Linked DNA regions of Mus musculus: region 1 is linked to region 2. Evidence: chromatin loops called from intact Hi-C (ENCODE). Cell type or tissue: left cerebral cortex. All regions are shown on one strand. Links, peaks and the distances in the headings refer to the core of each region. The heading gives the core; the rest is flanking DNA. Region 1 has its middle 3.1 kb from the start of Oip5os1. Region 2 holds the start of Ino80 (INO80 complex subunit).

Region 1 (4,395 bases), core at 263-4,262, 110 kb after region 2:
CTTCCTTCTTCTTTCTCCTTCCTTCCTTCTCTCTCTCTCTTTCTTTCTTTCTTTCTTTCTTTCTTTCTTTCTTTCTTTCTTTCTTTCTTTCTTTCTTTCTTCCTTCCTTCCTTCCTTCCTTCCTTCCTTTCTTTCCTTCTTTCCTTTCTCTCTTTCTTTCTCTTTCTTTCTTTCTTTCTTTCTTTCTTTCTTTCTTTCTTTCTTTCTTTCTTTCTTTCTTTCTTTCTTTCTTCCTTCCTTCCTTCCTTCCTTCCTTCCTTCCTTCTCCCTCCCCTCCCCCTCCCCTTCTCCTTCTTCCCCTTCCCCCTTCTTTCCCTTACCCTCCTTCCCTTTCCCCTTTCCCTTCCTCTTTCTTTCTTTCTTTCTTTCTTTCTTTCTTTCTTTCTTTCTTTCTTTCTTTCTTTCCTCTTCTTTCTTTCTTTCTTTCTTTCTTTCTCCTTTCCTCTTTCTTTCCTTTCTCTCTCTCTTTCTTTCTTTCTTTCTTTCTTTCTTTGCTTTCTCTCTCTCTCTCTTTCTCTTTCTTTCTTTCTTAATCAAAGTCTCATTGTGTACTCATTGAGTTGGCATGGAACTCAAGATATAGAACAAGCTAGCCATGAACTCAGAACCTGCCTCTGCCTCTGCCTCTGGAGTGAAGGTGTGTGCCACTGATCCTGGCTGTGGTGCTCAGTTTCTTGAGGGAAAGAGTTCTCTTCTCTGCCAACAGTGAAAGAACAAATTTCTAGCTGCTATCAAAATATGTCTTGTAGGATGTCATTTAGAAGAATGGCCATGGGAACTCTCATTATTTGAACTAATTTTCTCAAAATTGAATTGATTTCAAAGAATAAGTGTGCTGTTTGAAGTGTTTCGTGTGCTGCATTTTTGGTGGCGTGGGAGCTGAAGCAGCCTGTTATGGGGATTTGCAGAGATGACTGTTCTATGAATGCATTTGTACCCTGTCACCTCTGTAATCACCAAGAAGTCAGAAGTGGAGAAGAAGGGTGCTGTGCCCATCTTAGCTCCTACTCTCAGGAGTAGGGGCTTCCAGGGAATGAAGAAAGTGCAGACAGGATGATATACATGAACATGTACACTAAAGCTATGATAAGGTAGGGTTCTGCCATGGCTATCTCTGCAACCTGGAACCTTGGTGTGTTGGGACAGCACAGCCACAACCTGGCTTCTGAAGGAGGCCTCTGTAATCAGCAATTTCAGATTTAAAGACCATAAACATCTGGGAGGAGGAAGCCCATGGACACTTGTTTTCAGGTTCAAGGGCAAAGGGGCAGAGAGAATTGAGGTAGAATTGAGGAAGGAAGGAGAAAGAAGAAGGAAGGAAGGAAGAAAGGAAGGAAGGAAGGAAGGAAGGAAGGAAGAGAAGGGAAGGAAGGAAGAAGGAAGGAGAAAGAGAGGAAATGAAATGGTTTGAGATGCTGTGGGAAGCAATTTGATGAGTACTGAGAAGCTGATGAAGAACTGAATATGTTACATCAGTCTTTCGCATATTGCAAGGCCTATTTATTTGATCTTTCTAAAGATTAATTTGCTTTATATGTACTAGTGTTTCCTATGTGTATGTATATACAATATGCACTGTATGCATGTTTGGTGCCAGTGGAGGTCAGAAGAATGTTGGATCTCCTGGACATTGAGTCATGGATGGTTGTGAACTACTATATGGGTGCTAGGAACTGAACCCAGGTCCTCTGTAAGAGCAGCAAGTGTTCATAACCTCTGAGCTATCTCTCCAGCCCTGTAGAAACCATCAGACTGTTACCGCAAGAAAACCTTCTGATGTTAATCTTGTGTCCTAGTTCAATTAACAGTTGATGTGGTGCTAAGCACCTATCAGATCTTATTTGGGGAAGGAAATGGCTTATTTCAACTTACAGGTTTCACCCCATCATCGAGAGAAGTCAGAGCAGGAACTTAAACAGAGACCACAGAGAACACTGCTTGGCTTCTCTTGCCATCTTGCTTTCTTACACAGCACAGATCCACCCATCCAGTCAAGACACCATACACAATGAGCCGGGCCCTCCCACATCAGTCATTAATAAAGGTAATGTCCCTACAGACATGTGCACAAGCCAACCTGATGGAGGCAATTCTTCACTCGAGGTTACCTCATCCCAGGTAACTCTAGATGTGTCAAGTTGACAGAACTAACCAGCGCATTTCAAAATTAATTTTAAAATAGAAAATAAATAGGGCTGAGGACACAGCTTGGTAGATAGAATGCTTGCTTAACATGCAGAGTTCTAGGTTCCAGACCCAACACTGTATGAAGCCAGGTATGCTGGCACACGTCTCAGCATGGGAGATGAAGGCAGGGGCATCAGCACTTCATGATCGTCTTTTAAAATTTATTTCTTTTTATGTGTGTGAGTGAGTGCCTGCATGTACATTTGTCTACCATGTGCATGCAATGTCTGTGGTGGCCAGAAGAGGCTCCTGTCCTCTGGAACAGTAGTTCCAGATGGTTTTGAGCCAGCACTTAGCTGCTGGGAAATGAGATGTCCTCTGTAAGAACAGACAGTACGCTTAACCATTGAGTCATCTCTAGCCCTTCCAGGTTGGCTTTGCTACAGAAGATCCAGTCTTCAAAAAAAGTGATTAAACAAAAGTAGGTATGTATCAGATCAATGGCCTGGACACAGTGTTACTGATATTATTTGTAAGGTTAAAATGAAAGAAAATCAGTTGGATTATAGTTGAATACCATATACAAAAAAATGTAGAAAACCAGAGTTAACAGTACTGGGGAAATCAATTTCAAGATTTACTTACAGCCTGGCGGTGGTGGCACATGTCTTTAAGCCTAGCACTTGGAAGGAAGAGGCAGGCAGATCTCTGTGAGTTGGAGGCCAGCCTGGTCTACAATGCAAGTTCTAAGACAGTTAGGGCTACACAGAGAAACTCTTTTTTTTTTTTCTTTAAGATTTATTTATTTATTTTATGTATACAAGTACACTATCCCTGTCTTCAGACACACCAGAAGAGGGCATTGAGTCCCATTACAGATGTTTGTGAGTCACAATGTGATTGCTGGGAATTGAACTCAGGACCTCTGAAAGAGCAGTCAGTGCTCTTAACCACCAAGCCATCTCTCCAGCTTGAGAAACCCTGTCTTAAAAAAACAAAACAAAAAAGTTATACTTAGTACAGTGCTACAATAATTAAGACTGTGTGGTATTCTTCAGCCTCAATTTTGGGTGTGGGGTGATGAGGGGACATGGTTTGTTTATATGGTCTCAGCTATTCTGGAATGCCACTCTGTTGACCAGGATGGCCTCAAACTCATAGAAATCTGCTTGCCTCTGCCTCCTGAGTGCTGGTTTAAAGGTGTGCACCACCACTACCCCAGCCCCAATTCTTAAAAGTAAAAATTTTCAAGAAAAATAAAAACTATAAACTTAACCAAATGAGTTGGGATTGAGGTGGCCAAGGTGGGAGGATTGCTAGAAGCTTGAAGTACGTGCTAGAGATGGCCCAGCAGTTAGAGTCCTTCTTGCTCATGTAGGGACCCACCCAGGCATGAGTCTTAGCCCTGCCATGGTGACTCACAATGATCCCTGACTCCAGATCCTTGGGATCTGATACCTCCTCAGGCACTAAGCAAGTGTGTGGTACATGTACATGCATAATCACAGGCAAAATAATTTACATAAATTTAATCTAAAAATATATCAAATCAAAATACATGAAAAAAATGGATATGGGTGTATTAAACAGATATAGCTCTGATAAGTGCTTGTCTAATATGCATGCAGTCTGAGTTTTCACTACATGTGAGCACACACACATACACCTCAGGCAGGAGAATTCCTCACCTATACCCCATATAAATAGGAAAGACATAGCACCATGGTTTGATGGTAACAGCCCTGCAGTGTCACCTGAACCCCTGCTTAAGTGAGTTGAGGAGGGACAAGACTGTTTCTGCTGGTTCTTTGGGCAGCCCTTCGGCTTAGCCCAGGCCTCATTGCTTGATATCGCTCCTTTGGATTACTGTTGTCTGTGCATCTGTCTGTCCCTACTCAGTCCTGCACCTCACCATATTCCTCCGTTGACACTCACCTGGACCCCTCAGCTAGCTTCAATACTCTGTGTCTTTCTAAATGAGTTCATCAATATCTAACTGTGGTGACTTTTCCCATTTATATCAGCTCTGTCTGGATGTAGTAAAACCTCACTGAACACAGAGGTTTGTGTAATCCTTTGCAGGCCTTCTGTAGTCTAAGTATATACAGATATACAGTGTGCCTATTCATACACAGAGACATACGGTGCAGTGATGTGTGATCTGATAGTAGCTAACACTCAAAGAACCTGTCTTTGGATGGAGGACATTGTTGCTCACTTGAGATTCAGGACATAACCAGTGTGGTAATTCTGTTACATTGCAATTTG
Region 2 (4,395 bases), core at 154-4,153:
TAGTCCTCATTCTGTGGGTCTGACCCCTCCCATCACAGGGGTTGCCTAAAGCAATCAGAAAACAGATATTTAAATTACAATTCATAACAGTAGCAAAACTACAGTTATGAAGTAGCAATGAAAATAACTTTATGGGGCTGGAGACATGGCTCAGTGATTAAGAGCACCAATTGCTCTTCCAGAGGTCCTGAGTTCAATTCCCAGCAACCACATGGTGGCTCACAACCATCTGTAATGGAATCTGATCTTCTCCTGGGGTTTCTGAAGATAGCTACAATGTACTCATACATTAAAAAAATAGATAAAACATATAAAAAGAAAATAACTTTGATTGGGGTCACTTCAACATAAAGACCCATCCATATTAACTAACGGGTTGAAGCACTAACAAGTTTGAGAGCCACTGATATAAAGGAAAGAACACAGTAAACTAAAACAATCAAATTTAATCCCTTAAAAACAAAATTCATTTTAGAATACAGACAGATACCAGGCAAGGTGGCTCAAAGCTGGGACTGCAGAAAATCTGAGGATGCCGTGGTTCATACAGTAAGTTCCAAGTCACCTTGGGCTACAACATTATGTTACCCTATCTTACCCCTCCCCTACTCAAGAAGATAAGCAGATTTTACTAGGCACACACATCATTTACTGACAAAGATACACTCTTGAGAAATGTGACCTTGAGCTCTGAGCTATTTCTGTTGTCATGTAAACATACAGTGGGCTTATACAAATGCTCGAGGTATGAACTACTATATTCCTGGGCTATGTGGCAAAGACATGGTCCTATACGTAATTCCAAAATGTCACTCATGAGTACATAGTGATTATTCAGTACCCTGGAGGTTGGTTCCAGTGCTGCTCTCTCAAACGATGCACTGTTTGACATAATCCACACACCTCCACATAGGTTAAGTCACCATTAGGTTATGCTTAAATGTGACACTAGATAAGCATGATGAGAGTAGTTGTTTAGGGAATAGTAAAATGGGGGTGGTGTGGGAGTTTCTGTTCAGAAGTTATAACTACCACAGACCTAAGGACACAGCACAAAAGAGACAGATGTAAAGTGAATAGTGCTCAGACCAGTGCAAGGGAGAGTAGGACTTGTGAGCAGCTGAGGCAGCCCTCAACATAGTTTGCCTACACACCACTTCATTAGCCTGTTCATCAGAGTGCTGGGTCCAAAGCAAATTCAAGTTCTGCTTTTTGAAAAGTTTTGAAGGTTTTTAGACCCAAAGTTGGATAAGTACAAAGATGCGAAAGCCTATGCAAAGAACCACCAAATCAACAATCTCAAATGGTTATTTTATACAATGATGGTGCTTGTTAATTTCTAGCATAAAAGAAAACCAGATAGCCCATACCTTTATTATCCCATACTTTAATAGGAGGCAGAGACAAGAGAATTATGAATTCAAAACTACCCTGGCTCATAAAAAACCAGAATGGTGAGCTGAGACATTTCAGCATTAACGAGCGCTTACTGCTCTCTCATAAGACCAAGGTTAGGTCCCTAGCACCCACATAGTGGCTCACAACCACCTGTAACTCCAGTTCCAAGGGACCTGATGCTTTCTTCTAACTGGCCCCCATGGGCTCCAGCATACATATAAGTACATCATATACTCAGGCTCACATACATAAAACAAAATGTTTTTTAAAAAAGTAACAGCAATAAAAGAAAAGCAACAAAGTTTACATGCTATATCATACATAAATCTCAAACATGTTACATGAAAGCAGCTGGTAAAATGTGGGTACATATTTGAGCATGCCTTTAGGTAAGTCAGAAATGTCAAGCATAGCACATCTGCTGGGCAGGGTTGCACACCTTTAACCCCAGCACTCAGGAAGCTTAGGCAGACTGATCTCTGTAAGCTGCAGGGCAACCCACTCCACATAGTCAATTGCAGGACATCCAGACCTACATTATGAGACCCTGTCTCATTTAAAAAAAAAAATCTAAGACAGAAAATAGATTGTTACCAAATGTTGTGGGAAGAGGAAAAAGTGACGTTTAAGAAACTTCTAGACCTTCTTTTAAAGTCAATGTTAAATGGTGGTGATAGGTGTACAGTCTGCAAATACTGAAATTTTCTGAACTGTGCCTGATTCACTTGAGCTGCAATCATATCTGATAAAGATGTTACTCCTTCGGGGGAAAAAAAAAAAAGCCAGAGATGGAAGTGCAGTTATAATCTTAGCACCATGGACGCTAAGGCAGGAGGATATCAAGTTCCCGGCCATCCAGGCCAAAAACAAAAAACAAACAGGAAAAAGAAAAAAAAAAAAAAAAAAAAAGACACGACCGGAAGAAAGGAAGCATCAATAACCCACAGTGAAAATTAGGGATGTAAATCATGGATCACTAACTGGGAAAACTAAGCTGATCATCAGCGATGTTTTAAGGAGTTCAACCTCCAAATTCCTTCCCGAGTCCTAAGAAGTACAAGAATGTAAATCAAAGAGTCCTGAGCACAGTTGGTTCTGAACTAAAATAGTTAAACGCCTTCTTCGGCAATATCCAACTTCTAAACTGTAGGGGGCTTCCATCCTCCGTGATTACGGAAGTAGTACTTTTCATCAGCAAGCTCAAGAAGGAATTGTCAAAGTAAGATGACACTTGCTGAGACGCACTGCAAACGCCTCGAAAACCCAGAAGTGCTGTCACAGACACATTTCTAAGTCTGTGCACGTGTTAGCCTGTCCCCGTCTAACACCAACTAGCAACTTGCATCATTCGCCCGTAACCGTGGCTCGCTCCCCATTAAACTGATACTCTATCCAGTCCATAGATCTCATTCGTTTGAATTGACAGGTAGAACCCTCGTCCGGTTCCTGGTCCAGCCCGACAAGCCTCCGCCCTGCCCCTCCCCACTCCCAAACCCACACACGTGTTAGAGCGACACCGCCCCACCGGGTCCCACGTGCACCTGGCCTAACACTCCCCACGTGTGGGTGCTCCACGGGCTTCCTCGGGTGGCCGAGGTCACCCATAACCCCGGAGAGCCAGAGATACACGACAGGAGAGCCGAGGCCCAGGTCTCTGAGGTCCCAACCCTATGGGGAGTGTCCACACCCATCCTCTCTAACCCCAACAAACCCCAGGGCCGGGGGCGACGGCCCCTTTAAGAAGCGGCCCAGTCGTCGCCCGCAGAGAGGGGCGCACAGGGGCCTACACGACACCCCCTCCGTCCACCCGCCCACGTCTTCTCAACCTCACCTCGGGCCGAGGGGCCCCGCCGCCGCGGCGGCGGCGGAGGGGGGGCGGGGGGCGGGCGGGGTCCGGAGGGGGGGGTCGCCCCGCCGACTGTGGAGCCGCGCTTCGCTCTCGGAGGCCGAGGGACGGTGACTGCGTTGGACGGGAACGCTCCTAGCTCGCTCCCTCGGCGGCTCCTGGGACCCCAAGATGGCGGCGGCGCTGAGGCGGCTGCGGGCGCTGGGCCGGCGGCGGCGGCGGCCACTTTCACTCACTGAGAGGAGCGGAGCAGGGACACGGGGAGCCATGGCGGGGGGGAGGAGAGGCGCCATAGCCAGGCCAGAACAATCGAGCAGGTACTCGGCCGGCTTAGCCCTGCCCCGCCCACGCCCACTGCTAGTCGCTAGCCCGTGTCCGCCGACCGTGCCGCTACGGGCGGCCTCGTGCAGCTTGTACCCCGCTGCCGCCGCCCGACGCCCCGCGCGGACCGGGGTTCTGGGGGAGACCCTCATCTATACTATCTGAGTGCAGATTGGTCGGGGCTGGGACTGGCGAAGATTGCCGAAAGGCGACGGGGAGGAGGAGGAGGATGTCATCGCTAGAGTGAGCAAGCAGATCTCGCGGGAGGAGATGTCGCGAGAGCTCAGCGGCCCTGCAACTGCCACAGAAAGGTTACTTTTCCGGAAGTAACGTCAATGGAAACCGCCCAAAAACCAGGGACTCATTTTGGTCCTGCAGGTGGGAGGGACTGCTTGGCGTTGTCGCTGGAAGTTTTCTCCAGGTAGTGCTGGCCTACCCCGAGGCCAGCTCGGGCGGGGATGGATCCTTGTAAGAGCCAACTTGGAGACGTCTCCTGGTCGTCTTCCTGACGACACTGTCCCCCTTCGGCCCGAGACCGTTGGCACGAAGGCGCTTTCACCTTCCATGCACTTTCCATTTCCCCAGTGGGGTGAGTCGCCCTGCCCACACTCGAGCAACCGCAGAGCTGGGGCGGGCGGGGCGGGGCGGGGCGGTTGTTTCATGGTTATTTTGTCTGGGTTTGGTTAATAGCCCAGGCTAGCTAGCGTCAAGCTCGGGGGATGTCTCCTGCCTCAGCCTCCCGAGGACTGAGGTTACAGTGTGCGCCATCATGCAGTCTTCTGCACTTAATCCACTCGTTTCCAAGACGTATATAGAATTGTTGGACTTCA

What was found. Peaks named below come from ENCODE experiments on the same cell type or tissue, not always from the same donor. Only the 100,000 strongest peaks of a DNase experiment are listed, where the experiment ranks them.
Region 1: a loop joins it to region 2, with 2.3 times the contacts of the local background. A loop is called at or near these places in 9 of 42 quality-filtered maps.

Annotation. Positions count from the first base shown.
Region 1 is chr2:119,589,000-119,593,394 of GRCm38, forward strand. No RefSeq gene overlaps it. Among named protein-coding and RNA genes, the nearest start is that of Oip5os1, 3.1 kb to the right of the region's middle. In left cerebral cortex, for the core only: a CTCF peak has its summit at 2,422; a DNase peak (open chromatin) is centred at 2,429.
Region 2 is chr2:119,474,150-119,478,544 of GRCm38, forward strand. Ino80 (INO80 complex subunit) reads right to left here and starts at 3,538. Exons shown (of 36, transcript NM_026574.4): 1 at 3,230-3,538. In left cerebral cortex, for the core only: a CTCF peak has its summit at 2,547; DNase peaks (open chromatin) are centred at 2,833, 3,561 and 3,834; H3K4me3 peaks cover 2,088 bases; H3K27ac peaks cover 1,501 bases.